Linked DNA regions of Homo sapiens: all the other regions are linked to region 4. A link is a loop called in an ENCODE intact Hi-C map of the cell type or tissue named here. Cell type or tissue: heart left ventricle. All regions are shown on one strand.

What was found. Hi-C counts contacts between places; a loop is a spot of excess contacts. Peaks named below come from ENCODE experiments on the same cell type or tissue, not always from the same donor. Only the 100,000 strongest peaks of a DNase experiment are listed, where the experiment ranks them.
Region 1: it touches region 4 in a loop (4-fold over the local background); 16 of 110 quality-filtered maps call a loop at or near these places.
Region 2: a loop joins it to region 4, with 1.9 times the contacts of the local background. A loop is called at or near these places in 9 of 110 quality-filtered maps.
Region 3: it touches region 4 in a loop (2.9-fold over the local background); 7 of 110 quality-filtered maps call a loop at or near these places.
Region 5: it touches region 4 in a loop (3-fold over the local background); 16 of 110 quality-filtered maps call a loop at or near these places.
Region 6: a loop joins it to region 4, with 4 times the contacts of the local background. A loop is called at or near these places in 6 of 110 quality-filtered maps.
Region 7: it touches region 4 in a loop (2.4-fold over the local background); 4 of 110 quality-filtered maps call a loop at or near these places.

Annotation. Positions count from the first base shown.
Region 1 is chr13:79,781,426-79,785,425 of GRCh38, forward strand. No RefSeq gene overlaps it. Among named protein-coding and RNA genes, the nearest start is that of LINC01038, 21 kb to the right of the region's middle. In heart left ventricle, no CTCF peak of the experiment used is centred here; a DNase peak (open chromatin) is centred at 1,616; H3K27ac peaks cover 299 bases.
Region 2 is chr13:80,082,710-80,086,709 of GRCh38, forward strand. No RefSeq gene overlaps it. Among named protein-coding and RNA genes, the nearest start is that of LINC01080, 74 kb to the left of the region's middle. In heart left ventricle, no CTCF peak of the experiment used is centred here; no DNase peak of the experiment used is centred here.
Region 3 is chr13:79,629,013-79,633,012 of GRCh38, forward strand. No RefSeq gene overlaps it. Among named protein-coding and RNA genes, the nearest start is that of LINC01068, 64 kb to the left of the region's middle. In heart left ventricle, a CTCF peak has its summit at 2,363 (motif pointing right); no DNase peak of the experiment used is centred here.
Region 4 is chr13:80,130,657-80,134,656 of GRCh38, forward strand. All of the region lies in intron 2 of LOC105370275 (a long non-coding RNA gene), which reads right to left. Among named protein-coding and RNA genes, the nearest start is that of LINC01080, 120 kb to the left of the region's middle. RefSeq lists an enhancer at 2,390-2,889. In heart left ventricle, a CTCF peak has its summit at 2,439; a DNase peak (open chromatin) is centred at 765; H3K4me3 peaks cover 2,430 bases; H3K27ac peaks cover 3,639 bases.
Region 5 is chr13:79,774,236-79,778,235 of GRCh38, forward strand. No RefSeq gene overlaps it. Among named protein-coding and RNA genes, the nearest start is that of LINC01038, 28 kb to the right of the region's middle. In heart left ventricle, a CTCF peak has its summit at 1,736 (motif pointing right); no DNase peak of the experiment used is centred here.
Region 6 is chr13:79,676,994-79,680,993 of GRCh38, forward strand. No RefSeq gene overlaps it. Among named protein-coding and RNA genes, the nearest start is that of LINC01068, 110 kb to the left of the region's middle. In heart left ventricle, a CTCF peak has its summit at 2,457 (motif pointing right); a DNase peak (open chromatin) is centred at 2,418.
Region 7 is chr13:80,303,025-80,307,024 of GRCh38, forward strand. No RefSeq gene overlaps it. Among named protein-coding and RNA genes, the nearest start is that of SPRY2, 36 kb to the right of the region's middle. In heart left ventricle, no CTCF peak of the experiment used is centred here; no DNase peak of the experiment used is centred here; H3K27ac peaks cover 1,814 bases.

The DNA.
Region 1 (4,000 bases), 350 kb before region 4:
TATACAGCACTGAACATTCTGAATTAGTAATAATTTGTTCATTTTTTATCAGACTTTACTAACAGGTCAGGGTGATATGGCCCAGCCTGAGAGGCAATATGGCAAAATATAAAGTGCAGGCAGAGTAAAAAAAAGAAATGCTCTTCCTTTTAAAATGTAGCCATCATTTATGGCCTTGGGTAGTTGATATAAACTCTCCACAACTGAGGGTCCTAGTTGGTAAAAAAGGCTTCATAGACTTATTGTACATTACATTGCTGTTTATATATACATGTTTTTATATACATTCCTTTTAAATTGAAGTGTCATGCTCAGTGCCTGACACACTATAAGTATCCAATAAATGACATCTCCATTTTTCTTTCCATATAAGTTAAAGGCCTTCTTACAAGAATTGGTGCCTAAAAGAAATCAGTGTATGAATATTTTAAAAACTGAAGTGCTTTAAAGAATGCGTGTCTCCCACTCTAAATTTCCTTAGATCACTAGTCTTCTTTGCACTTAAAAATGTCATCAGTATACTATGTAGATTCTGCCTTTGATTTGTAGTGATTAGATAGGACTGGTGAATCATTAGCTAACTCATAAGATTGTTGAATACTTGGAGACAGTGAGACGCAAGCATATCTCTAGATCTCAGTTGGTCCAAGGTACATGTCTCTGCTCCTAAAATTATGCCATTCTTTCTAAATTCTCTGAAAAAACCCTAAAATAGATAATCCATCTCTGATGCTATATATTGGCCTATTTTCATTCCCTATGGGTCTGAGTCCAACTGTCTAGCAAATGCACTTAAAAATGATAATGCTGTCCTCAACACTATCTTCAGGGCTCCCTGCCAGTTAGATGTTTTCAATGTCTTTTTCTTTCTTTCTTTCTTCTGGCTTCTCCCAGCGGTTGGAGCTGTCTCATGATGCTGCCAACCTCTACAGCCCCCTGGAGAAATCAACTTAGCTACAGGTTGGGACGGGGGTAGGGAATGGGAGTGTGCGGCTTTATTCCATTTGAGACAGGGGCCATATGTGCTCACATCCACACCTATGTATTTTTTCCTCACCAGTAGTTGTTAAGTTGTTAATTCTGTTCTTGATAGGTTTTAAAAGAAAGGGGGAAAAATGCTCGGGCTAAAAGACCCAAGAGAAGGAAGCAGGAGTGGTTGCTATGAGCTTTGAAACATGCACACGAGCGTGCATGCACACACACACACAAATACATGGACAAAAGGATAAATCGAAAAAGAATGCGACAACCCTTGCTTGGTTTAGCAGTCCGGTCAGCCCTACAGATGAGGAAGTGCTGCTTTGTCCCAAGCTAAAGCCTTGTTTTCTTGTTCATTGTCTTTCTGGGTAAAATCTGGGGGAAATTCACCTGTCTGATGCAAAGTTAAACTGCTGGCTTTAATGTGACTGCATGGGAACTTGGGTTTATTAATGAATACAACATACCCTCTTTGATTTGAAAGCTTTCACCCTGCTGAAAAGATTCAAAAGGCATCGCTTCCTGCACCAGCGGCATTCCTTTATCCGTCTCAGTGGTTCACCCCTACCCAGCTGCTATATCTCATTAACAAGCATTTGACCACTGCAGCCGGCCTGGGAGTGTTGACACTTGAAAAGCCCAGGCAGGCGTGGGCAGGCCATCAGCTATGGCAACAGGAAACTGCCCCGGAGACAACACTGAGAAAACAGCAGCTGCAAAAGCCAAAGTCAGAGCAGACATAAAGGGCTGCCTATATCCACGTTGGTCTGGGGTATCGATGCATGCCTGTGGGTCTGAATCCACACATCTATTTACTGTATTCACAGGATAGAAAGGTTGCTATCAGCATGTATCAGAGTCAGAGCTTTTTGACAACGCAGAATAATTTTTTTGACTTATGATGTTCTTGGATCCTTAGGTTTCTTATTCTCCTAACAACCTAAATTCTTGTTTGTGTACTTAAGAATATTCACCAGAGGCCTCAAGCTTTATATACACATTTACTCTAGTGGAAGTCATATGCACAATTAAAAAAATGTATATGCATGAACGCTTACATATTTTTCATGCTGCTACATTATTTTTCAAGAACAAGTAAACTTGTGAGACTGTCATATGAATATATAAGATTACTTTAAAAGCCTTTGGTTTAGGAATCAAACTGGTGGTTTTGTGTAAAATATTTAAGAATGAAAGCATTCTTTCAATTGTGCAATAGCTTGTAAAATTAAGTGGGTTATTTCATATATATTATTGATTATAATTTTAAATACCTATTTTAATATCATTTATTGACTATTCATTTAATTGTAGGCCTTTCAATACCATACGTGTTGTTTCTACATTCATCAGAAGAGTTTAAAGTATAGACTGTCTCATGTAATGCTCTGAGCAAGCATTTTTCCGTATCTTCTGTGTCCATTTTCAAGCCTGTAAAAGAATTTTTAGTGGCTAGGTAAGCGATAGTTCAAAATCAATGTTTTTCATCCATAAAGAAAGTAACCCTTTACAGAACAGGAAAAAGAGATCACTCCATAATAGCAGAAGAAAGAAAGCTAAATGAAAGCTAAATGCAAAAAGACACTAATGCAATGTGTTACAAGTGAAGGTAGTGGTCTGCCATTCGAAGAGTGGTGAAGTATTTTCCTGTCATCATCAGTACAATAGGCAATTAGTGATTATCACATTGAAGTATACCATTACTTTATTCTTTTCAGTAACTCAGATTTATGTACGTTTGCCTATCACTCATCAAAAAAGCTCTTTTTAATTTATTCACATTGTTACTCTAAAATAGTTAATTAGATTTAAAAAAGATGTGAATGTATTTTAAATTATCACAGCTTCTTTTGGGGAGGTTAGAATATGCTTCTTGAGTGCAGTGAATCTTCCAGTTCTACCTTCATTCACCTTTTATGCTCCAGGGAAAGAGTAGACTGTACCAGCCTTGACTGGAAATTTATGTTCTTAACAAAATAATAGTGATAGAAACATCTTCCTGAGAGCCATTAAGATATTTACATTTGAAGTCAGTTTTTCTGACCCAGTCATAGATGGTCACATTCATTTCTGATAGGCAAGATGCTGCCCAGGCTCTGGAATCAGACAGCTTGGGAGCAACTCTCAGTCCTGCCACCTACTAGCAAGGCAAACCTTGAGTAAGTTTTCTGTGCCTCAGACTCCCAGTCTATTAAATAGTGGTAAGATGAATAGTACTTAATTCATAGGGTGGTGTAAGGATTAGATGGATGTACACACACATACACTTCAAAAAAGTGTCTATCACATACTAAGCAGTCAATAAATGTTAACTGCTGCCATTATTAATACCAACCTCTTTCCTTATCATATCACAGTTTACCCTTTTATACTCATTTGTATTTCCATAGAACTTATTCTAGTTTATATTGTTATATGTGTGTGTTGACTTATTTATTTTATAACAAAACTCTTTCCCTGTCTTCCCCTAACCTAAGACACACACACACACACACACACACACACACACACACAACTATAGGCTTTATGAAATCATGGACTTGCTGAGTGAATGCATTTGTGTAGATCTAGCCTCAGAGACAAAAAAGAACCAAGGGTGAATTTTAATAAATTAATCCCATAATGGGAAAATGCCTGATGTATACAGTTTTAGGAACAGGATGATTACTGTTTTAAGAGATATCTATGTTCATCTATATTGTAAAGGTTATGCCCATGCCCTGGCAAATCTTACTTTGATGCTATTGCCACATAATTAATTCTATTGGACTGATGATTCACAGTTTCTGTCCTATATATCTATTATGATAATCTCAAGATTGAGTTGTTTATTTTAGGGCTCATATATTAAGTTCCGTGTAATGTACAATGTTCTTAATAAAAATTGACATGAATTTAAAGTATTGTTTAGAGTTTCTATAAGTTGAACTTTAATTTTTGGTTAAAATTTTTTCCTGGTAGTTAACTGGGGAGGAAAGGGGTGATAGGGAAAACTATGGTGATAAAACCATAGAGCATCTAA
Region 2 (4,000 bases), 48 kb before region 4:
TTTCATCAAAGATAAAAATGTAAGGATTTGTTTATTCAAATATCTTCTGAGCAGGAATCTATAAACTCATTTCTCTTGTTTTAAAGCAAAAACTACACTGGAATGTCTTTTAACACAGTGCCAGAATTTGACATGAAATGGAAGAATGAATACAATAACTGCAGTAGAGTATGAGACAAGTCACACAAGCATGCCACCATGACTCCTCAACAATGCTGCTTTTGCAGAGGAGGGAGGGTTAAGGATGTGGTTGCTGTACACATTGGTGAACACAAATGAATTGACTCACAAGAAGTCCATGTTTCTGGATCAAAAGATTTCAGCCCTCCAAGAGCTGAAATAATAATAATACATCACAGGCCACATCCATCTATTATAGTTTTAAGGATAGTTTGTGGACATGAAGTATTATGAACCATAAGGGTTTGCAGTATTCTGTCTCAAGTTAATGCTATAGTACATCTTAACACCATTGACATTGGCATGCACTGTTCCTGCCTGAGGCATTAGTTGTCTAATTTGATCAAATTCAGACCCTATAATTTGAACTCAAGCCAAACCACAATCAAATCATAAAATTTCCAAAGCTGCCACCATCTTGGAAATGTCAAATGTTGGGTGAGGGGAGCAGGAAATGACTATACAGGGAATAAACAGAGCCTATGGTAATGAATTTTACATCTGGTCCTTATACGATGCCATCATTCCATTAGCTGTAATTTAAATATCTTGATTAACATTTCATTACCATAGGTGACTGCTGTAGAATAAATTGGATCTCCATGCACCATGCATATCAAAATATTCTAAACTCCTTTGAGTTTTAAGGTGCTAAATATAGTACTCTCTGGCCACTTAGAAAGTCTCTGAAGTCTGTTCGGTATTAAGCATAAAAAATAAACCTGAGAAAAAGGGATGTTTTTGTGTGCTCAGATATTACGGCCCGCTAAAAGCATGGACTGTTTTGGCAGTCACTGTCAGACCTCCCGGTGTCTGAGGAATTGTATGCTCCTTTCTAAATCCTTTCGGAAATTGCCAGTTTGATAGAATAACATTGCAGGAAACCACTCAAATTGAACATATTTGTTGTTTTATGTTCTGCCAGGCAAATGTCAGAACAATGCCAGGAGACCACAGTGGGTCAGAATTGGAGGGAGCAGGAGGGGAGGTGAAGGAAGGGAACCAGGAGCAAAAGAGACAATGAGAATAGAATCAGAAGTTATTTTAATGGGGAATTTTAAAAGCATAAAACAAACTGTTGCTTTTGAGAATCAAAAGCAAAATAGATTGTGTCTTCTAACTTGTCTTATATAGTCAACGGCATGACGTCCAATCTGTGAATTTTTGTTGCAAAATTTGATTATTGTGGTCAACAATTTTCTGGTAAATCCCTGCTCACTGGTCAATGATGCTGCCAAAAATGAAGGCTAAATAGATGACTCAGTTGTAGAACTCGCTCATGGAAGCTTATTCTTATGCTTTTATTCCACTTACACAAATCTACTTTACTACAAAGACATTCTTTTTTTTCACTTTTTGCATTCTTCAGTTACACAGCATGCCATATAAATCATTTTAATTAATTAGGAACAACAATTTGCCATAATCATTTATTCAATCTCATGTTTGAAGTCCTAGTGAAATAATTTTTTCTAGGTCTGACAGTATAATAGAACTTACTGGTAGTAATTCCAAAAAATAATCCTGCAGGAATTTATCTTTCCAGAAAGACCAGCATGGGAAAAGCTGTTGGAATGAGTGTGTTAGCTTTGACTCTTTTTTTTTTTTTTTTTTTTTTTTTTTTTTAAGTGGCTGACTCATAAATTAGGAACTTGATTCTCTCTTCCGGGCTTTGGATGGCTTCCTAATGAGCAGAAGGGCTGCTTTATTTATTTATTTACTAACCTTTGTGGATTCAAACCCTTGATAGCACTTAACACTTTAGTTACTGTGGTTATGTTAAATTAATATTGCAAGCACACAGTGCTGGCTTGATTAGCAGGAAAATCTTTTTGCCTTATCTCCACTCAAGTATTGAACCCAGCACCAAATACATGCTCACTATTTTTTGCTAGATTATCTTGCATTTTAGCACATGGAACAAATTTGATATTGATTAAAATTGAATGTTATTAATCTACTTTATTTTCCACATCAGTTTAAAAAGAAACTGAAAAAACCATGGCTTCCAAATGCACGTGTTTTGAGAGCAGCCAAATAGTGAAAACCATATCGTATTTTCAAATATACAACACCACACTCAGTAACTTTTAATTTTTTAATTTAATTTAATTTTTTAGAGACAGGATCTCACTCTGTTGCCCAGGCTAGAATTCAGTGGCTCGATGATAGCTTATAGCTTTATACCCCTGGGATCAAGTGATCCTCCTTCCTCAACCTCCTGTGTAGCTAGGACTACAGGCACATGCCCTCATGCCTGGCTAATTTTTTTTTTTTTTTTTTTGTAGAGATGGGAGTCTTACCATGATGCCAATGCTGGTCTCAAACTCCTGGCCTCAAGCCATCCTCCAGGAATTTTTTTAAAATCAGAATTTGAATTAATTTATTCTTTGTACAATATGAATGTTTACTCTTAGATACATACTTATCTAGTGTCTCTAAAATTGAGGATTTTCTTTTGATATGCATGGCAGAATATTTTGTGTGCTTTAGGATAACTATGGTGGACTTGATGGTAGATATTGGTTTTACTTAGCGGGTACCAATGGAGACGTAAAGGAAGGAAAGTGACTTGTCCAATGTTACAAAAAATTGTACCAATGGAGCTAAAGGACAACTGGAACTTATATTGCCAAAGCATTGTTAAATGAACACACACTTGTGATCTCATATTTTCTGCACTAATATATCTGCTTTGCCAAAGTAGCAAGAAAATAAGGTAATCATTTGTGGCTTTCACAGGCCTTCAGGCAAATGCAATACAATGAAAATTACACTCAGCGTATATAGTCAGTCCAGTCTTCCTGGTAGTCAACTTAGGTGGTCACATGTGTTGTGTGATTTGAAAGTTACAAAAAAGTTTCCCCTTGCTATGTATATCCTGAACTGCTTTTATTAAGGGTAGAAAGCTTCAACAGAGTGAACTTTTTTTTTTTTTTTTTTTTTTGATACGGAGTCTTGCTGTGTCCCTCAGGCTGGAGTGCAGTGGCATGATCTTAGCTCACTGCAACCTCTGCCTCCCAAGTTCATGCAATTCTCCTGCTTCAGCCTCCCGAGTAACTGGAATTACAGGCATGTACCACCACGCCTGGCTAATTTTTGTATTTTCAGAGACGGGGTTTTGCCACATTGACCACACTGGTCTCAAACTCCTGACCTCAAGCTATCCACCCACCTCTGCCTCCCAAAGTGCTGGGATTACAGGTGTGAGCCATCACAGCTGGCCTTTTGTGCAAATTTTTCTATTGCTCCTCAGGGAACTTCAACTAGGAGTATGCTCTAATTCACCCCTCCTCCAAACTTGCCCTTGATTAATTTTACTTCTCCCCAGCTCTCAGTTTAGATGCTCTTTCCTTAGATCTTCTCTAATGCCCTGTGACTATCAGCAAAGCATGATTTTTACATTTTTAAATGGTTGAAAAGAATCAGAAGGAAAAGATTTTATGATATACGCAAAGTACAGTCATGCATCTCTTAACGATAAGAATATATTCTGAGAAATGCATCATTAGGTGATCTCACCATTGAGCAAACATTGGGGTGTGTACTTACATAAACTTAGATGGGACAGCCTCCTACACACCTAGACTACAAACCTGTACAGTATGTTATTGTACTAAATACTATAGGCAACCATAATATAGTAAGTATTTATGTATCTAAACATAAGAGAGGTCAGTAAAAATACAGCATAAAAGGTAAAAGATAATACACCTATATAGGACACTTACTGGGAATGGAGCTTGCAGAACTGGAAGGTGCTCTGGGTGAGTCAGTGAGTGGTGAGCGAATGTGAAGGCCTAGGACATTACTGTACACT
Region 3 (4,000 bases), 500 kb before region 4:
TGCCCTCTCACTTTTTAGAATATAACTTGGCATTTATTCTGTAGCTCTCTGCTTTGACATATTCTGAGCTAATATGGAAATTGCTATGATCAGTTTGATCTTTAAGCTTTGGTAGATATTTTAGGACTATTTGCATTTTGTATTAAGCGTTAAAATAAAGATAGATAATGCTTTCTTTAACTCTTATTTTGTGGTAGACAGACATAAACATGACCAACAGATATTTTGATGAAGTTCAGATTATAGCAGAGAAATAAATGTAGTCCTCTGTACTAATCATGACTCTTTTCCTATTACACAGAGGGTGAGTGTGATCGACACACTTGATGTTGGTGTGATGTTCTTTCAGCACACTGTTAATCATCTCCTTTGTCCACTTTAGCTGATGCATTATTTTCTCAGTATTTGGACATAGGTATACTGAAAGATCAGTGATCTTTATTTTGTTATTTTGATAACTGGAGCGGATTATGAATAATTTCCATAAACCAAAGTCCAGTGCTTTTTAATGGTTTGTAGGACCATAAGAAAAAACTTATTCTGAAAAGTTTATTGTGAAGTAAAGCAACTTTCCAGAGTTCATATTTGGGAACAGTTAATCAGGATAAAGTATCACTTGTGTATCATAAACAGTTCTAGCCATGAAACAAGATGGCAACTTCTGCCAAACTCTAGGGATGGAGCAAGGTGATATATTATTGGCGTTGAGGGTATGGAGGGAAGAGAGTGAAAACTGGGATGGAATTGTGTGAGGCACAGTTGTTTCCCATAAATTCATGGATAAAGGAACAAGTTTAGGTCCAATCCCAGGGAGAAGTCAATATGGAAGTTCTCATCTGCCAGGGAGAGGTGATGGTGCACCTTAGACATTTTTTTTTCAGTGACGGCAATATTCTGCATCAAAAATAATAAGGTTATGAATTTGGGTTTTGTATCAATGAAAGGGCTACTGAAACATGAGCCCATAGGAATGCAGATTGAACTCTGGAGGAACTAGCTAAAACTAAGAGCTTGGGTCCTATCTTCAAAGTGAACTTTAAGTGAAAACTAGCAGCTGGCTACCTGAAGAAAAGAATCCATTTGCAAGTGTACCAGGATGCCCAAATCTCAGTGACCCAGGAGAGAGGTTGCAGGTAGAAAAGAGCATAATAGGTAGCTGGAATGTGATGAGGGCAAGTGTGAACTATCATGAAGTAATGTGAGGTGAACTTGATGGACGCTATGGGCTTGATCTTTTTTCTGTCCTTTCTCCTTTAAAGCCAGTTTGAGTCCTACCAGCAGGTTTAACCTTTCCTGAAGTATAAGTCCATTTCTGATTTTCAGTAGGCGATCCCTCTAGGTTGGCGTTTCTCAACTCAGCAGTACGTCATTCCTGCTGATTAGGTAGAAGTGACGTTTTAGTTTTGATAACTGAGCTTCACTATCTCAATCTAGATTCATATCCAGCTCTACCATTTAGCAAGTAATCCAGAACAAGTTACTTAAACTTTCTGAGTCTCAATTTCTTTCTATGTAAGTTGCTCAAAAATAATACTTCCCTCTTAGGGTTTTTGAGAGGTGTAGGTGCGATCATGTATTTCAAGTACCGGACACACAGTGGGTACTCAGTGCTGGTTCTTCTCTTTTTTTGACAGCCTCATTGTCCATTTCAGAGTGACAATAATCATGGAGAGCGAACAGGACAGGGCTAGAATTCCTATTCTGTAGATACAGAAACTAAGCCTTGGATGGTTGTGAGTTACATCAAGTGGCTACTGGGCAGAGGAGGAGGCAGCATGAAAAACCAATGCTTCTGACTTCTGTTCAATGCCTTTTGCATTCAGAGGTGCTGCTTTTACCCCTGACCAAAAAGAAAGTAAAAAGAATCAAGATACAATTTGCAAGAAAGCATCTACCATCACTTGTTATGTATTCCTTTTAAAATGTTGGTCAAAATGGCTAAGTAGCTTGTGGTTCTTTCTTCTTTGCTCAATTCCTGCCACTGATCTTTTCATGTTCATTTTTCCATGGTGAACGCACATGCTACTTGGGAAGGAATAACAACCATTTGGCAATAACCAAGCTGTATTTAGTTTTCACTATGTAGCAGTCCCTGAAAGTATTTTAAATGTTTACTTATTTATGTCCTTCATCCACATTTTAGGATGATAACATGGAAATAAAGAGAGCTTACATGAGCCCATGTTTGTAGAGCTAGTAAGTGACAGATTGCGAGTTTGACCCAAGTCTGCCTGGCATCGGAGCCCCAAACTGCTTATTTTCTTAATTACCTCTTTATGCAAGTGCTTAGTACACTTTTAATTTATTGCCATCTGTCTTAGCATTTTATATTGGTAAGCTAAATACCTGTTTATACTAGCTTGAACTGAAGGGGGCAGAGCCTGCCCAAAATGAAAAGAAGACTAGATTTCCAACTTGATGCCAACTGGAACAAGTTGGAAAACTACTCTGCTGTGGCCTCGGGCTATTTTTTATGAAAAAGGAAGGATGACTCAGAGGGTAGAACCAAGAGCATAGCATACAGTCAGGAGGCAACAAGAATTATTCACAGGGAGGAGGACTTGACTGGCCTATAATCAAGAAAGTGGTCCTGGCTTGTTCAGTAAGATAGAGACAGAGAGAAAGAAAGGAGGGAAAGAAGAGGATAGGAAAGGAAGCTAGAAAAATATCATTTATTTTAGATTATATGATTATTCACATATAAAGTCCCAAATAATTTATCAATAAATTATTAAATTTCATAGGTTAAGATTAAATTCTCAAGGCCTCCAGGTAGATGGCCAAATAATTTTTAAAGGTGAAAGACTGGCATTAGACTTTTTTTTTTTTTTTGAGTCAGAGTTTCACTCTTGTCACCCAGGATGGAGTGCAATGGCATGATCTCGGCTCTCTGCAACCTCCCTGTCCCAGGTTCAAGCATCCTCCTGCCTCAGCCTCCCTAGTGGCTGGGATTACAGGTGCCTGCCATCATGCCCAGCTAATCTTTGTATTTTTAGTAGAGATGGGGTTTCACTGTTTTGGCCAGGCTGGTCTCAAACTCCTGACCTCAGGTGATCTGCCTGCCTGGGCCTCCCAAAGTGCTGGAATTACAAGCATTAGCCACCGTGCCCTGCTGCATTAGACTTTTGAAAGCTCACAGACAAAGTAAGAAAAGAAAGCACACTGAAAAAAAATCTGTGAAAAAAAGTGAAAGCCAAGGATTTTTCATCCAACTAAGGTATCTGTCAAATATGAAGCCTATAGAAAAACAATTCTCAACATACAAGGAATTAGGAAATTCTGTACTCATCATCTCTTCTTGAGGAATCTACTAGAGGATTAAATCCCACCAAGTGCTGATTGGAAAAAGTTCAGCAAAAGGACTGATGGCGAACACTTGAAAATATATAAATGTGCATCTAAGACTAAATGTAAGTAGGAATGAGGATGGAAAATGAATTTACAAATGCCATATACTGTAACAAAATAGAAATAATGCACCAAAAAATTGGGAGATGAAGGGAAAAAGAAAATGGAAAAAGCTCATTGTTGTATAGGCAACAGGTGGACATAAAGGATACTGGGGTGGCATCTCAAATCACTGGGAGAAAGGCAGGTTTTTAACAAATATGCTAGAACAACTAGATCGCCACTTGGAAAACAATAAATTTAAATGTATACCTTGCACCATACATAAGAATAAACTGCAAATTATAGATTAGGATCTAAAGTGTAAAAAATACTAAACCATTCAAGTACTGGAATAAACTATGAGTGAACTCTTATTAACCTTGAGCTCTCATTAAACTTGATATAGGGAAAATCTTTATAACTATGACTCAAAATCCAGAGACAAAAAAGATTGAAAATCTGACTATATAAAAATAAAAAAATTTGAATAGAAAAGCAGCCCCATATCAAAAGCACCACCAAAAGGCAACTGATGAACTGGAAGAAAATTCACCACACATCGCAGAGACAAAGAACTCTTAAAAGTTGAGGGACACAAGATCAAAAACCT
Region 4 (4,000 bases):
CTATGTTGCCCAGGCTGGTCTTGAACTTCTGGGCTCAAGCAATCCTCCCTCTTTGGCCTTCCAAAGTGCTGGGATTATATATGTGAGCCACCACACCCAGTTAATTGGTTGATAAAACTAGGATAATAATACCTATCCCAAGCCATTATTGTTGTAAGGTTTAAATTAAATATTTAAGTGTATATAAAACCTGGCAGGTACTATCGTGCTTAATAAATGTTCATTTACTTCCATCGTCATATAATGTTACTCAACATAAGTAAGTTTTTTTACTTACTACAAATGTTTTGAAGAAAAAGGTAAAGAAATAATATTTCTTTAAATTGATAGTGCAAATTGTAGGTTTCTTTATCTTGCAAACTTTCTTTTAATTTAGAGCTACCGTTAACCTAAAGAAAATCTCTTAAGAGAGACACGGGGCTAAAATTTAGTGCTTTGCAAGTACAATATGCTTCAGTATTTGGGATTTGCTTTCTCAAGAAGTTCTGAGTACAAGTAACAAAATGTTTGGAAGCCTATTAACGTTCGGTTTGGATTCTGCAAAAAGAAGTAGGTTTCAAAACTACCAAAATATTCTAAATTACATCTATTTGGGGGCAAGAAAAAAAAATCTAGTTAAGTCTAGATTTTATTCTAAGAGGAAACTATTTTTTGCCCTTTAACGTAAGTCTCATAGGGATCAAAATGAAAGTCAATTTAGAGGAAATCTATTTGGAAACAAGCTGAATCCCACGCCCTGGGAGCAGGCAGTGCAGTCTCCACCAGCCCCGCCCCCAGGGACTGAGTGACCACAGTGTTTTAACCCTTCGTGGGCATTGTTCTGGAAACAGGAAAAGGACCCATCTTATTCCAAAAGGCAAGTTTCATATTTTAAATGAATTCAGGATAAGAAAAATAAGAGGGTTGCCTGTTGTTTTTGCATAGAAACTATATTTCTATGCAAACACTTCCAGCAGAACTTTTATTTTGGGTTTTAAATAAGAGGGAAGCATTGTTGGAGAGACACAGTGAAATTACTGTGGAGAATGTATAATGGCTTTGAGGCTGATTGGGAGAAAATGTGTCCAGTTCCTGGATCAGAAAAGATAATGGTCACCAAAAGTAGTTCCCAATATCTCATATAAGCAAAATGTATCTCAATTCAGGTACTGTAGGTCGAGGGGGAACAATGGGTAAATGTGAATGTCATGTCTTTAAAATTCATCTTGACTTCTGGATTTATGCATTTGAAAGAGCATTAGTGGGGTTAAGTACATTATAAGGCTAGGGGATTGGGACTGAATCTTTTCTAATTCTGCAGAAAATACAATTCCCAGAATATTTAAACATAAAAGTTAATGAGTTAACCATGAGAATAATAGCATAGAATTTTCCCTTTAATTTTTTATTACAATTTAACAAATTTTTTATTCGAAGCAAATAATTTTTAATAAATGAGTACATCTGAAAAATAAAGCAGTCAAGCATTGCTTTTTAGCGTGAATACATACCTATTCTAAAAACTGCCCTATGTTTGTTAAAATTGCAAAATAAATATTTTACAACCTGAAGATTATACATAAGAAAAGACTGAATAACATGATGGGGTCATGACTATGCTAAAATGTTGGCTGAAAATAGTAAGAAAGAAAATTCTACATATGGTTAAGGTCTCAACAATCTCTTTTTAAAAGATGTTGGAAGAAGCCTGGAAGAAAATCCACTAAAGTGTTCTTAATGGTTGCCTTCAAATGGTGGTGTCATGGTTGAATTTTTTCAGCTTTATGTTTCTATTTCCATATTTCATATAATCTGCATGCTTTATTTTTACAATCCTTAGGGGGAGTAAAACAAACTTTCCATGAAATTATAACATAGAAGTATTCATATTTCTATTTCATTAGAGATGATATTCACACACCAAAAATTTGCCAGCTTTCTCTCCTTTTCTTTTTACTTGCTAATTTACTCTAATCTTACCAGGATTTTTTTTTTTTTTACTTCTTCTTAATCTCAATGAGAATTTTACTTTGAAAGAAGGAGCTCTAACTTTTTTTTTCCTACTCTAAAACAGTGTTTGTACTTTTTTCTGGACTCCAAGTTGGATGCCTTCACCAAAGTGGTTTCAAAGACTGGAACAAAAAAGCCTCCATCGAGGCCCTGGCTAGCACAGTCCCTGTTACTTTAAGAGTAGCATTCCACCTCCCCCTCACACCCACATACTTGTCCTCTCTTTGCACAGCAAGTGCCAAGCAGTGACATCTACTATAGTTTCTAGGACACGATGGTCTCTGCTCTACAGGGAAAAAGAGCGAGCGGGACAGAAAGAAGGCGGGTGGTGAGGGAGAAGGAGCACAAGCCCAGCTATGTTCCCAGAGGAGGAGTCACTTCCTCGCAATAATCCTGAGATGCTGTTTATGGCTGTTCTGCTGATATGAAGCCTGGAGCCGCAGGATGCAGCCTCCCCCTGGCTGTCCATTAATCACGAGGGGCTGTTACAGAGTGTACAGAGTGGGAGTTCTGCCTACAAGTGGCCTCTAACTGTCTCCAGCTCAATGAAATGAACCTGTGTGAAAACTTGTTTTATGAGAGATTGGTTTATTTGTAACTAAACTACTTCCTCTGTTATTTGATAAGATCAAATATTTGCTACTGATAATCTGAGAGTGTCACATTTATTATCCTGTTTCAGCCGTTGCCTAACTCCTTTGGAACTGACTCCGTTAACTCTTTGAGGGACAGCAGTAGGTTTTAGAGGACCGGTTTCTATTTTCTTTCAGCAAAGCCAATGCTATCTTTCAGACACTGAGTCAGCATTATTTTAGAACAGCTATGACATGTGAATCAAAAAGAAGCCTTTCTCTTCCAAAACAGAAAGCAGACAACCATAGTAACAGGAGGCTCTGATAAATTCCCTGGAGGTTCTGAAGCCACCATGAAAAGGAAGGAAAGGTATTCTGACTTACTAATATAAAAATGGTTTTGCACGTGCTAGGATTTCTGAAATCACACATTTTCAATATGTTCAGGATGACTTTCTATAGTTTGTTAGACCCTCAAATATCTATGTGGGGCATGATCTCTAAATCCGGCAGCATTCTGCATCTTGACACTTGGCCTTTTGGAGTCTGAGCTCATTTGCATTTGGCAGGACTTGATTTCCTGCTTTGACAGAACGGCGGTAAGGTGGTGGTGAAAGCCTTTACAGTGCTCCCTCGAAGGGCTCAAAGGACTTTCTGGATATATAAAATTATGTTTCCAAGAATTAAATGGACCAGAATGAGGCAGATTTTGTTTGAAACCAGGCTCTGTTACATGCAACACATCTGAAAAACTTACTTACACTGAAGCATCTCTCTTGACAGACTCATACTGGGACTGTTTTTCAGTTCTCTCACTCTCCAATCAGCTACACAGAGCTCTCAGTGAATGTAGAAGAGGCTAAGGAAATAACCACTTACGTGTGGCAAAATGTTCCAGCCTTGCAGAGATTTTCCCAAAATCATTAGACCCACCAAAATGCTTTCCACTGGCCAGGTCCACACCTTCCTCGTCAGATTTTCCATACTCCTCCAGCCTCCAAGTACTGTCCATTTGTATTTCCTAAGAGAGCCAGTCATTTATAGCTGAAAATGTAACCAAGTTTACTCTCATAAACCAGAGATCTCCTTGACTGTTAACCAGAAAAGAAAAATACTGCTTCTCCTAACTCATTTCAAGACGATCAGAATATGAAGATCCATACATACCTACTTTCCCCAAAAAAGGAGGTGAATTTGGGGCAGCTACATTTTAAGGGCATATAGAGATGAAAATATAGAGAGGAGGAGAGCCAGGCAAATCAGCTGCTCCATCATGGTGAGCCGGGAAGAGGTTAAGGGTTAATTGCATGTATCCCACCTCTGGTCTCTTTTAGACCCTGTTCTCAGCAGGTGGCTTTCCTGCCTCACTGCCCCAACTGCTTATCAGTGGAACAAAGACTGGCCCTGAGTAATGGCCTGAATTGTCATCTGCAGTAGAT
Region 5 (4,000 bases), 360 kb before region 4:
AGAAGAGAAAAAATATTATTAAGAATATCGGAAGGAAGATAAAATATATTTAGTATTCATTAAGTGAAAGTGGATTATCCTAAAGGTCTTCATCCTCATTGTTTTCATGTTGAGTAGGCTGAGGAAAAGGAGGAAGAGGAGGGGTTGGTTTTGCTGTCTCAGGGGTATCAGAGGTGGAAGAGGGGGAGGACATGAAAGTGGAGACAGGAGAGTCAGGACAGTCCATGTAACTTTTACTGAACTTGATCCCTGCAGTTCAAACCAGTGTTGTTCAAGGGTCAAACTGTTGAAAAATTCTCAGAGTTAGTTCAAGGAGTGTATGAATTTGCTATGGTTGCTGTGACAAAATACCATAGGCTGGGTGGCTTAAACAACAGAAATCTATTTTCTCACAGTTCTGGAGGCTTGAAATCCAAGATCACGGTGTCAGCAGGGTTACATTCTTTTGAAGCCTCTTTTCTTGACTTGTAGATACTTTTTCTGGTATCTTTTTGCAGTGTCCTCACGTGGTCTTTCCTCTTTGTGAGCACACTCATTGTGTCTCTCTGTGTCCGGATTGCTTCTTCTTATAGGAATTGAATTAGGGCACACGCCCGACAACCTCATTTTGACTTAATCACCTCTTTGAAGACCCTGTCTCTAAGGCAGTACCATTCTGAGGTAATAGGGGTTAGGACTTCAACATATGAATTCTTGGTGGGGGGCCATATTTAGTTTATAAGAAGGGGGATAGTTGTATTTCAGAATACTGAAATGGACATCAGCCATATGAAGAAAAGTTATAACTTTTTTCTCTTCTATTATTTGGTGTCCTGAAATATTTTTATAGAGGGAACATGTGGCTGGAGGGACTTGATCTCCAACCATTCATGCAGCATAAGGTTAGCCCAAATACAGAAATGGGTCCAACTGGCGTGGGTAGAGAGAATGCCAAACTCAAATGCCTTATGCTAGAATATTCAGTGTAGGAGGAATCTAGAAACTACTTAGTCTAAGCTCTTCATTTTACAAATGAAAAAACAAAAGTCCAATTATGAAATGACTTGTAGAATATTACAAAATTAGTGAGTGTAACAGGATGAACATTTTTATAACTTGCTATATGCTATTCATTGAGTGTATATATATATACATATTCAATGAATATATATACACACATACATAAATATAATTTTTAAGATGAAATTTTAAGGTAGTCATTTTTATCTTCATTTTACTGAAAAAAGAAATCCCGAGGATGAGATCTAATTCTGAGTTTTTATATGGATTCACTTTTTTTCTTCTTTTTACTTTATTTGACACAAGGAAGAGTTCACAAAATCTCCAGATGGGAGAGAATCTAAAGGAATCCTGACTGTCACATGTGATACATGCTAGTAGGTGCAAAAGACAGTATCTCCTTGTCACTCATTTTCATATCGATTATATAGCCATGAAAATCACAATTAGATGTGACTGAAGACCTAGCTAACTTGCTTCATTTTGTTTCCTTTGGTTGCTTTGTGAGTAGAAAGGCTGATGCTTTAAAGTTCTTGCCCTTTATGAGGTGGTTTAAATAGCATGTCATTGATGAAACAAGTGAAATTTGTCACATCTAATTTCATTTTTTCAGAGAGTTGCATCAAAAGTTTATGGATACCAACTTCATTTTTAATGAGGAAAAAACTTGCTTTGTTGCCTTTGAAACATGCAAACCTTTGTTCATGTCCCCAGCCCTTTCTCTTGAGATTGGGCCTATAGGTGGCAGCAACTGTTAGCTGTTGAGCTTGGGTGACATGTGCCATAAGTTCTCTTGAAATACTTTAAATACTTTAAATATTCTTGGATACTTGAAAATGAAATTTTCTCTAGATAAGAAAGTGAAAGGTCAAACTTGAATCGTGACTGTTGAAGGATTCATACACTACAGTCAACATTATATAGATTAAAAATGGTGTAGGGGCTTGAACATTCTATATTTTAAAAGTTTGCAATGTGATGATGGTAGAGTTCAATCTTTAAGATTTGTGACTGCTGTGGTCAGATTGGTTATCCTTTGCTCTCCATTATTTTGTGTAAAATGGGCTTTTGAACTTAGAGTAATCTAGAATAAATCAGTTCCTCTGAGCTTAACATTCAATAAAAGTTGAGATTTTGATTCATGTACTATCTGTTTTACACAATGAATGTGTCATAGAAATGTTTAGTACAATTTAAGTTTTTGCAAATCAAACAATGCTTACTTGCATAAAGCAGTTTATACTTTAAGGGGAACTTGCAGGGAAAATTCTACTCCAGTTTGAATTATTTCATAGGAACTTTTTTGAGAATTTGGAATTTTGTTAACCTGTTTTCCTAGATGAGGAACACCTGTGTTTAATAATGCCTTCCAACAGTCTGCTAGATTGGGAGAGAACTGAAACAATATGGACTTTAGCAGGCTGTCTATAGGTGACTGCTAAACTCCACTTTGGCATGACTAATCTAATCACACCAATTATCTTCATGGTTTATATTACTTGTGGCTCAGTCCATTGAGGAGACAGTGGATTGCATCAGCCCCATTTCAGTCAACTGGACCCAGCCTTTGTGTTTCCTTATTCTGAAGATTACTTAAAATGCTGCTTCTCTATTCACTAGACTTTTATAAACCTCCTAAAGTACCACATATGATAGAAGACGAGCTGCTTTTAATATTGACCTTTGGCCATTCCTCAAAAACAACTTATTTGATTTAATTTCCTAAGAGAATTTTTATGTGCAGTATTTAGTTGGGCTACTTCTACTGTGTGAAGAAAACGTCATTTCCCTTTATTACATTGACCCAATTTGAAAGAGAAAAAAAAAATGGCATCACATTTGGAACTAAAGTTTTAGCGCATGCCAACAGCAAGACTCACTGAATCAAAACAGATGGCTAAAAAATAGTTTGGAATAGATGTATCTATCCTATAGATGCCTGTTAAAGAATTTTAGAAAAATGAGGTATGGCTTTTTCATGCTATAACCTTGGCAATAATTTATAAATTTTGATTTTTTAAAATATATTTTGATATTGAAATAACATGGCTAAAATTAAAATTGAGTATGAACAACGGAACATCTTTTGTACTGGGATTTATCGAAGATTAAAATCAAAGGGTTCATTTCCTCCTTTGGGACTAGTCTGCAGTTGATCTTTTAGGTATTTGTTGTTGGTTTATTTGGATTTGTTTTTTGAGTGTGCTGGGTGGATGGATGAGGGCATAGAACAGATCCATAGACATTGACCTACAAAAGCAAATGTTATGTGTAATCAAATCAGCTACAATCTGTATTACTAGGCAAAAATATTAGAACCCCACGAGAATGTGCTGAAAAACAAAATATCACATAACTTTTAGGGGAATGCAGAGGAAAGAGCCTAATACAAGGCAAAGGTGAAGAAATAAAAGAAAGTGCTTCAAACAGATGGGCCTTTTCTACAGAGAACTTCCTTGTTGTCCTTCCACTTGAAAATACACTATACTGTATTTAATCCTTTAATCCTTATCTTTAAAGATAAGGGTTTGTCCCAATGATTATTTTATTATTGCTCTAAACTTGTATAAAATGTAACAAGTCACACCTTACATTTTTAAAGGAGACTACCTTTCTACTTTTTAAAATCCAGGTTGTATCGTCATTGGGTAATACTTTGTCTATATCCATGCACCAAACAATATTTAGCAGGAATAGTGCTTACTAACCGATTAAATTCCAGATGCATCCTTGGTAATAGCCCCTCGTCTATCCGTGGACTTGGTCCTCATTATTACTTTCTTGTACTCAGTGCATCTTCTTGATACAGTTCTCTTTTGCCTTGAGTGGGGTGAACTGCAACCATGTGGCCCTAAAGGAAATGTCCCAGGGGTTTCTGAAAATCAATTTTTCTTTTTAGACAATGCTGTGATTTTGGATGAAAAAACTATAGAGTGTCTCCAAGATCAGTCACCTCTCCCCAAAATAATTCCTTCTCTGTGATGTCTTCTGAAGTCCACAT
Region 6 (4,000 bases), 450 kb before region 4:
CTTCACTTGGTAAGATGAATAGCAGATAGTAAGTGAAAACCAATCTGCTACAAACAATTAATTTTAATACCCATCCTCCCATCTCAATATATCTTACCTCTCCCCTCATTTAGTAGATGCTTGCTAAATATTATACCAACTTAAGGGGCAGATGGAGTGATCACCAATCCCCTGTGGCCTGCTGAGTATGATTGGCCTGTGGGCACCTTCTGGACCTAACAGTGATTGAGGTTTCTTATAGCTGGGATACAAAGATGTTGAATCTGCCATAACTCACATTAAGTCATATTATAAGGCTATTAGGGCAAGATCCATTCTACAGTTAACTGAGGGTTAAAAGTAGCAATGATCTAATCTCTGATGTTTACATTTCCAGACTCAAGGAAAATTTTCTTAAAGTACAGATAAATCAAGTAGACTTTGTTTTTGCATGTTCAGACACACTCAGGAAAAAAATTTATTTGGAAAATAATGAAAAGTAACTTTATAAAGTTCTGAATCTTGGATTCATTGCGTGAGTTATTCATAATTGATATATATTAAAATAACTGTTTTAGTTGACTAGCATTTTTTCCTTAATTTTACAGTAGATAAATTCTTGTGTTATAAAATATCTGGAATAATAACAAGAAGCAACTATAAAGTATTTACTCTTGAATTATGTAGATCTTACTCAAATGGAAAAATAAGGAATTTTTGAAACACAAAAATGTAATTAAATTACATGACAAGTATCCTACCACCAGTATTTTACTATTCATGAACCCTAATACAATTGGAATGTTATTTTTTTTCTGTTTTCAAATAAAATGTAGACTCATAACTTTTTTTTTTTTTTGTCAAAAATACAAATCCTCCTAGTAGCTTTTAATCACCAAATGTCTAAGTTCAGAAATATGTCTAGTCAAATGCAGTGGGATTAAGGGGCACGGCTACCTTGTGTATTTCCATGCCTAGTGCCTCTGCTCCTCTCCCTTTGTCCCGGGATTGGTTTTTCTACAGTTAACTGAAGGGAGAAAGGAGAGGTAGAAGGGCAGAAGGAAGTGTTCTTAAACATCTCAGACATGATAAAGGTTTACTTTGACCATGGTGGCATCTCAGGGGCACTTGGGTTCTTGGGAGACATCCTCTCTGTCCCCTGCCATTGCATTGGATCTTATACATGCAGTTTCTTCAGTGTGGGTGCATGCATCCTCTTTCATGATCATTGGGATTCAGTTGTCATTTCCCAAGAATGCTAGCGGTTCCTCCAGCATCTTTCCTTTGATGTTTCTTTGCTCCTCCCAGAGGCTCTGTTGCACAGGATCTAAGATAACTTCTCTTCCACTTGCTTGCTCATGACTCACATTTAGTGTATGAGAAATGCACATCTGAGACTCTCTGTCCAAAGAATGAGATTATTTTTCAAACTACGGTTTGTTCTCTGTGCCCCAACCAGACCCTTGTCTTTTAGAGTACTCAGGTATGAGTCAGATACACAGGTCCACTCTGTTTTTCAAACTTCAGGGGACACATTTCAAGCTCTCTAAGTGATCTTTGTAAACCCCTTTTAATTAGGCTTTAAGTTAGGAGACAACCTGATGCTCCCACTCCACTCTCAAAGTGTGGGTGGGTGGAGACCCCACACAGCTACAGCTGTCTTCAAAGAAATCTTCTCTCTCATTTCCAATTCCTTTTGGCTCTTCAAATTTAACCTTTTTACACCTTATAATAGGCTTGAGGGGTCAATGGTGCAACCTGGTTTTTACCCACTTCCTTTGCTAATTCTGCCTAAGTGATATGGGATTATATTTTTGAATGTCAGAGTAACTGGCATTTCCTTGTATTAAGACCTCAGCTGAGACTGAGACCAAAATAGTTCACGTTAAAACCCTTTTGCACTTACAACTTAAGACACTTTAGCTTGTCCAGACCACAGAAAGAAAAATATACCCCAAAGGAACATTTGAGAAGTGACATTAAATATTTGTTTTACATTCTTAATATTTGTAAAGGCAAATTTTGTGTTTTTAAAAGTGTATTTTCTGATCAATTTTGCTATTTTTATGTTATGGTCTAGTCCAAGAGTGGAGTCTTGATTTACAACATTGTGCCTTTAGGAAATAAGGTCAGGGGACCAACTAGGTTGTAAATCAGGTATTGCGTTTTTTTTTTATGCTTTGTACAGAAAATTCCACTGTTGGCGTAGTCATCAAAGGTGGAAATAATGCAGAAGAGTATTCTTAACATGTGGAGCTCTTTCTACAGGAGCTCTTGGTAAGACAAATGCCTCCTTGGAAGCACGAGATTATTCCCCTTTTGTGTTCTTTGCCATAGCTGTGATAGTAAAGGCTTCTTTCTACCTTCTTAATTTCCCACCCTTGCCTCCCTTTAGAACATAAAAAGCCATTCCACCTTGAATGGAAAACATTCTCGGCAGCTTGTAGGGACTGAGTCCAGGACAGTGAGTCAGAAGATGGCCACTAGGGGGCAGCTACGTAAAGCTTTTAGGCTTAGTTTTGTAGGTACTTGGGAATTATGGAAGGTTTCAGAGCAGGGTAGTGACCTACCAAAAATGTGTTAGGAAGATTAATTTGGCAGGCAGAGTGAAGGGGAAAGAATAGGTACAAAAGTCAGATCTAGGACTACCCCTGTGATTTCAGGGTAAAGAGGGAAGCAGTGGTATCAAGGAAGATACCAAAGAGTGGTGAAAGCATTACAGACATATTATGAAAAGAAATATTAATATAGAAGCATGACTGCACGACTATGGAGGGAGGAAAAAATGGAAAACAAATTCTCTGTTTGGAGAATGTTAATTCTAAAGATGGAAATAAACCCACTTAGCCATTTTTCCCCCTCTAGGTATAATCCATTTAAGTGAAATTTATCAAAAATTTAAAGGTATTCTTGAAATGTTTTCATCTATCAAAACAAGTTTTTTGGAACATTAACAATTTTAGTCTGACAGTTGCTGGAGATTTAGGAGAAAAGTGTCAGTTGGCTCTTTTTTCTTGGGGAAGGGAAAAGGAATCAGTAAGACAAATATGGTGTCTACCCTTCTTTTCTAGCTCCCCATTTTTTCTTCTTTATTTAATCATAGATGTTTGGAGAAACAAGGTTCTGACTACCTCTCTGGCTGGGTAGAGAACAAAACAGTGGAAAACTGTGTCATGGGAATACATTGTCTCAGGAGATCTTTGTATTAATGTACAAGTCCACAGAGCTTCATGGAGATTACAACCTCATCTTATTAATAAGATAGATATTAAATGAAAATATTTCCCCAAATGTAAATACCTGCCACACATCTAAGGGGAGATCTCAATATATTACAACTTTAAGCCAATGCTGCTACTGCATCTTTTAAAGGTTAAAGAAAGAGACCCCAAAAATGGAAGCTGGAAGCTAGACTGTGACAAGGAACATGCTTACCAGGGCTGATGTGTATTCTGAAGTTTTCAATTTCTGTTTTGCAGTTTATCCTGGTCTTTAATGTTTTGTTTTCTATACTTTTATGTGCTTGGCTAAAGTGAAATTAAAACATATAAGCTACAAAAATTAACTCAATGAAATTTTGAGGTTTTGCCATTGGGGAACCTGAATTAATAGTTTTAATATAGAATTCAGGACAGACAGCATCATGCCAGACCTTCCAAATTATATAATTAATTTTAGCAAACAGTGCTTAGGATAAGAATTTTCAACAGCTGTGTGTGCCTGGTTTCTCTGCTAATGTTCCCTGTGGAGTTCTGGGACAACCAGCTCCAGGTCTTTGCTGCACTGGTGCTTGCTTTACTGGGGTACTGCACATTTCATGCTCCATTGAGACCACCTATATGGTGGAACTGGTCCTCCTTGGGCTTTCTATATTGCCTTTTGCCACCACCTTAGAACTCTCACTCACAGCTCATCTCTCTCTTGGATCAGTAAAGAAGCACTTTTTTCTTCTTATATTTTTCCAAACATACTCAGAGTCATTGCTTTTCACTTACCCACTGCTACTACTGTTGACAAACTA
Region 7 (4,000 bases), 170 kb after region 4:
CTTGAACTCCTGACCTTGTGATCCACCCAACTCAGCCTCCCAAAGTGCTGAGATTACAGGTGTGAGCCACCGTGCCCGGCCCGATACCCTGATTTTCTTAATAAACAGTCATATCACCTGCAAATAAATGATATTGTCCCACGCTTCGTTTCCATTTTTTCCAGCTGAGTACACTGGATAGGATCTCTAGAACAATCTAGAATAACAAGGGCATTGGCAATATTCAAGAGGGTTCACGTATGCCCTGAGTAAGACACTGCAGAACTGGCCTTAAGGCCTCTATGGACGGATATAAAAGGAAACGGGTTTCAAAGGACGATGCTCTAGGGCACTGTGTACTCCATGGAAGACCTCCTGTTCCTCAGCTTTGCTGACATTCACAGTCTCAAATATAGCAACTTTCCTAACAACCATGTGGAAAAATCCCATCATGTTCTCAACCACTGTTTTTGTCCCAGTCACGAGACATTTAAGACCTCCAGCTCATTCTTTATTCCCCAGACGCTAATCTCCAAAGAGTTTGGTAAAACACATTTTCTGACCTCATCTCTTACTGTTCCTCATCTCCTTTCACTCTTGCACCATGCCCTCTGGAACTCCACATCATCTTCTGTGAAATTTTTGCCTTCTCACTCTGGAACCTAACCTTGTCCTGAAGCCATCATTTTCCCAAGGTCCTTGCAAGAGACATCTGTTTTCTCTCTTACAGCCCTACTATCACTAGGCCTGGTGGAAGATTAGGTATCCTGTGTTCTGGAATAGTTTGAATAACATAGGAATTATAATTTTTTACAATTAATTTATATATAGAATAGCCTATAAATCTCTCAGTACTTAACATGCTTCTAGTTGTAAATCTTTAACAACCTTTTCAATGTTTCTGTGTTGCCCGTCTATTCATATTTCATTCTCCTTGAATAAATCTTGCTAATTCACTTTTTTTTAGGAAAGTTTCAATTTTATCCAGATTTTCAGATTGTTTAATAAACAACCCCAACTCATTAAAAGTTATGTTCTTTAGGCCAGGTGTGGTAGCTCATGCCTGTAGTTCCACTACGTTGGGTAGGCGAAGGCAGGGGGATAACTTGAGCCCAGGAGTTCGAGACCAGCCTGGCCAATACAGTGAAATCCTGTCTCTACTAAAAAGGTACAAAAATAGGCGGGGTGTGGTGGTGCATGCCTGTAATCCCAGCTACTTGGAGACTGAGGCATGAGAATAGCCTGAATTGGGGAGGCGGAGGTTGCAGTGTGCCAAGATCCTGCCACTGGACTCCATCCAGCCTGAGTTACAGAGCCAGACCCTGTCAAAAAAAAAAAAAAATATATATATATATATACACACACACACACATATATATACACACATATATACACACACACACACATATATATACACATATATATATATAAAATGTTCTTTGAGTGTAGCATCATTGGTTTCCCTTTTTTTTTTTTTTTTTTTTTGAGATGGAGTTTCGCTCTTGTTGCCCAGGCTGGAGTGCAATGGCCCGATCTTGTCTCACCACAACCTCCGCCTCCTGGGTTCAAATGATTCTCCTGCCTCAGCCTCCTGAGTAGCTGGGATTATAGGCATGTGCCATCATACCTGCCTAATTTTGTATTTTTGGTAGAGATGGGATTTCCCCATGTTGGTCAGGCTGGTCTGGAACTTCCAACCTCAGGTGATCCTCGCACCTTGGCCTCCCAAAGTGCTGGGATTATAGGCCTGAGCCACAGCGCTCAGCCCATTGGTTTCCCTTTAAGCCTATATCAAATGGAGGGAAACCACCTCAAAATCCCCTGTGTATCATAAAATTGAATTGTTTTGCTTTATATACCTGATGGAGAAATAGAAGCACTGAGGTCTGTGAAGGCACATTTATTGAGGGAGGGGATTGTGGCCTATTTCTTTGACTTGGCTTATCACATGTGTTAGATGCATTGAACACTCAAAAGGGGACTATATTGACTGTGCCAGATGGAATGAGAATTTCTTTGTTTCCTGCATAGGTTAGTTGGGTGTAAATCTAGGTACCTCACTTATCTCCTTTATCTTTCCTGTACTACCTACGTTGAGTATACCTATATATCTGTTTAAATCTTGGACAATCCAATATTCTGAAAGCATTAAAACAGGAGTACTTAGCCCTACTATTATATTAAGGCATTAAACCAATTAAATTGAGACCCTACTATGGACAAAATGCTTTACTATACTGAGAAATATAAAGAAAAATGAGACATGGTCTTTGCCATCCAAGAACTGACAATCCAATTGGGAAAACTTGTGTTGAAGAAGCTCCAATAAAAGTTTACAAAAAAATTACTGGCCAGGCACGGTGGCTCATGCCTATAATCCCAGCACTTTGGGGGCTGAGGTGGGTGGATCACAAGGTCAGGATATCAAACCCATCCTGGCTAACATGGTGAAACCCCAACTCTATTAAAAATACAAAAAATTAGCTGGGCATGGTGGCACATGCCTGCAATCCCAGCTACTCAGGAGGCTGAGGCAGGAGAATCGCTTGAACCCGGGATGTGGAGGTTGCAGTGAGCCGAGATCGCGCCACTGCACTCCAGCCTGGGTGAAAGAGCGAGACTCTGTCTAAAAAAAAAAAAGAAAAATTACGAAACATCAGTATAGTATTATTCTATTCAATGTCGATCCAGTCAGTTTTCATATACCCAGTGCTATACTGGACATTATTTGTACAAAGACTAGTGGTCCTCAAGAAGCTAATGATTGAGCAGAGAATCTCAGATATATAAAATTTGTTACACTCTGATGTAATTTATTCATCTCTGTGATGAATAAAATGCCACATGAGAGTCCAAAAGAAAGTTGTGTCTGGGTAAGGAAATGAGTGGCTGAGAAGATGATGATAAATTTAACTAACACAGGAAATGCAGGCAAAATAGCTCATTTTAGTGGGATGCTCATTTTAGCTGTTGGAGCTGAAGATTACATTTTGAAATCAGTTTCACTTTAGTAATAACTAAAACACTGGGGACAAATGCCCTGGCCCGGGGAAAGAATCTGTAGTAAGTTAAGATTAAAAAAAAAAATCAGGCTAGAATCATGGGAAAAATTCAAGATGTGCTAAAGTTCAAAACGGGTGCTGTGAGAGTTTAAGGAAGGCAAAGTTTAATTCTTTCTGAGATCATCAGGGAAGGTATTTTGGAGGAAGTGAGATTTACAATGGAATTTAAAAGTGCAGATGAGGAGAGTATAATATTAAAGAAGATGGAAATTCCAGATCTAGAGAACTATTTGAATAATAGTTGATGAATGCTGCTTCAGAAATGTAGTTTATTCATAAGAAGAGTAAAGTTGAGGAGAGATGGAGAGAAATTGTACAATGATTGTAAAGCTGGTTATTTCAAGGTGTCAACTAGTAGGGGATATGTTTGGCTATAGAAGAATTTTGAGCAGGAGAGTTTCAGAATCAGCTGTGAGTTTCAGAAAGCTTGTGGAAAGCTCTCTGTGGAAAAGTAAGGCGCTCTATCCTTTTCCAGGCCAGATCTCCAAATGGCCCTTTTGTTAGGGAACCAGGGAGAAATCTCTGTCTTTCCTGGGCGGAAAAAGGAGATGGAAGGATATTTTTTCTTTCTCCAAGATCCTAGGTAATCTTTAACTCAGACCCCTATCTGACCCATAAACTAAAGAAATAGACTGATTAATCATCTAATTATGAAAAATCTGGCTTTTAACTTGAGCAAATTTATAAACTAGTTATGACAGCCTTTCAGAAGAAAAATATCTTTCATCATCCCTGTAACTTAAAGAACAGAGTCTTAAATTGTATATTATTTATAACGTTGGCAATTGGAAATTGTTCAAAAGTTTGTCACTGAAGAATAAATTATTTGTGACTTTATAATTATTTACATTTCAGATATGATATATTTGTTCTTACAAGTAGAAAAAAATGATTTTTTTATCTATGAAATTCTGTAGCTTCCTTTATTTACATATCTCAGTGATTTATGAAACCATCTT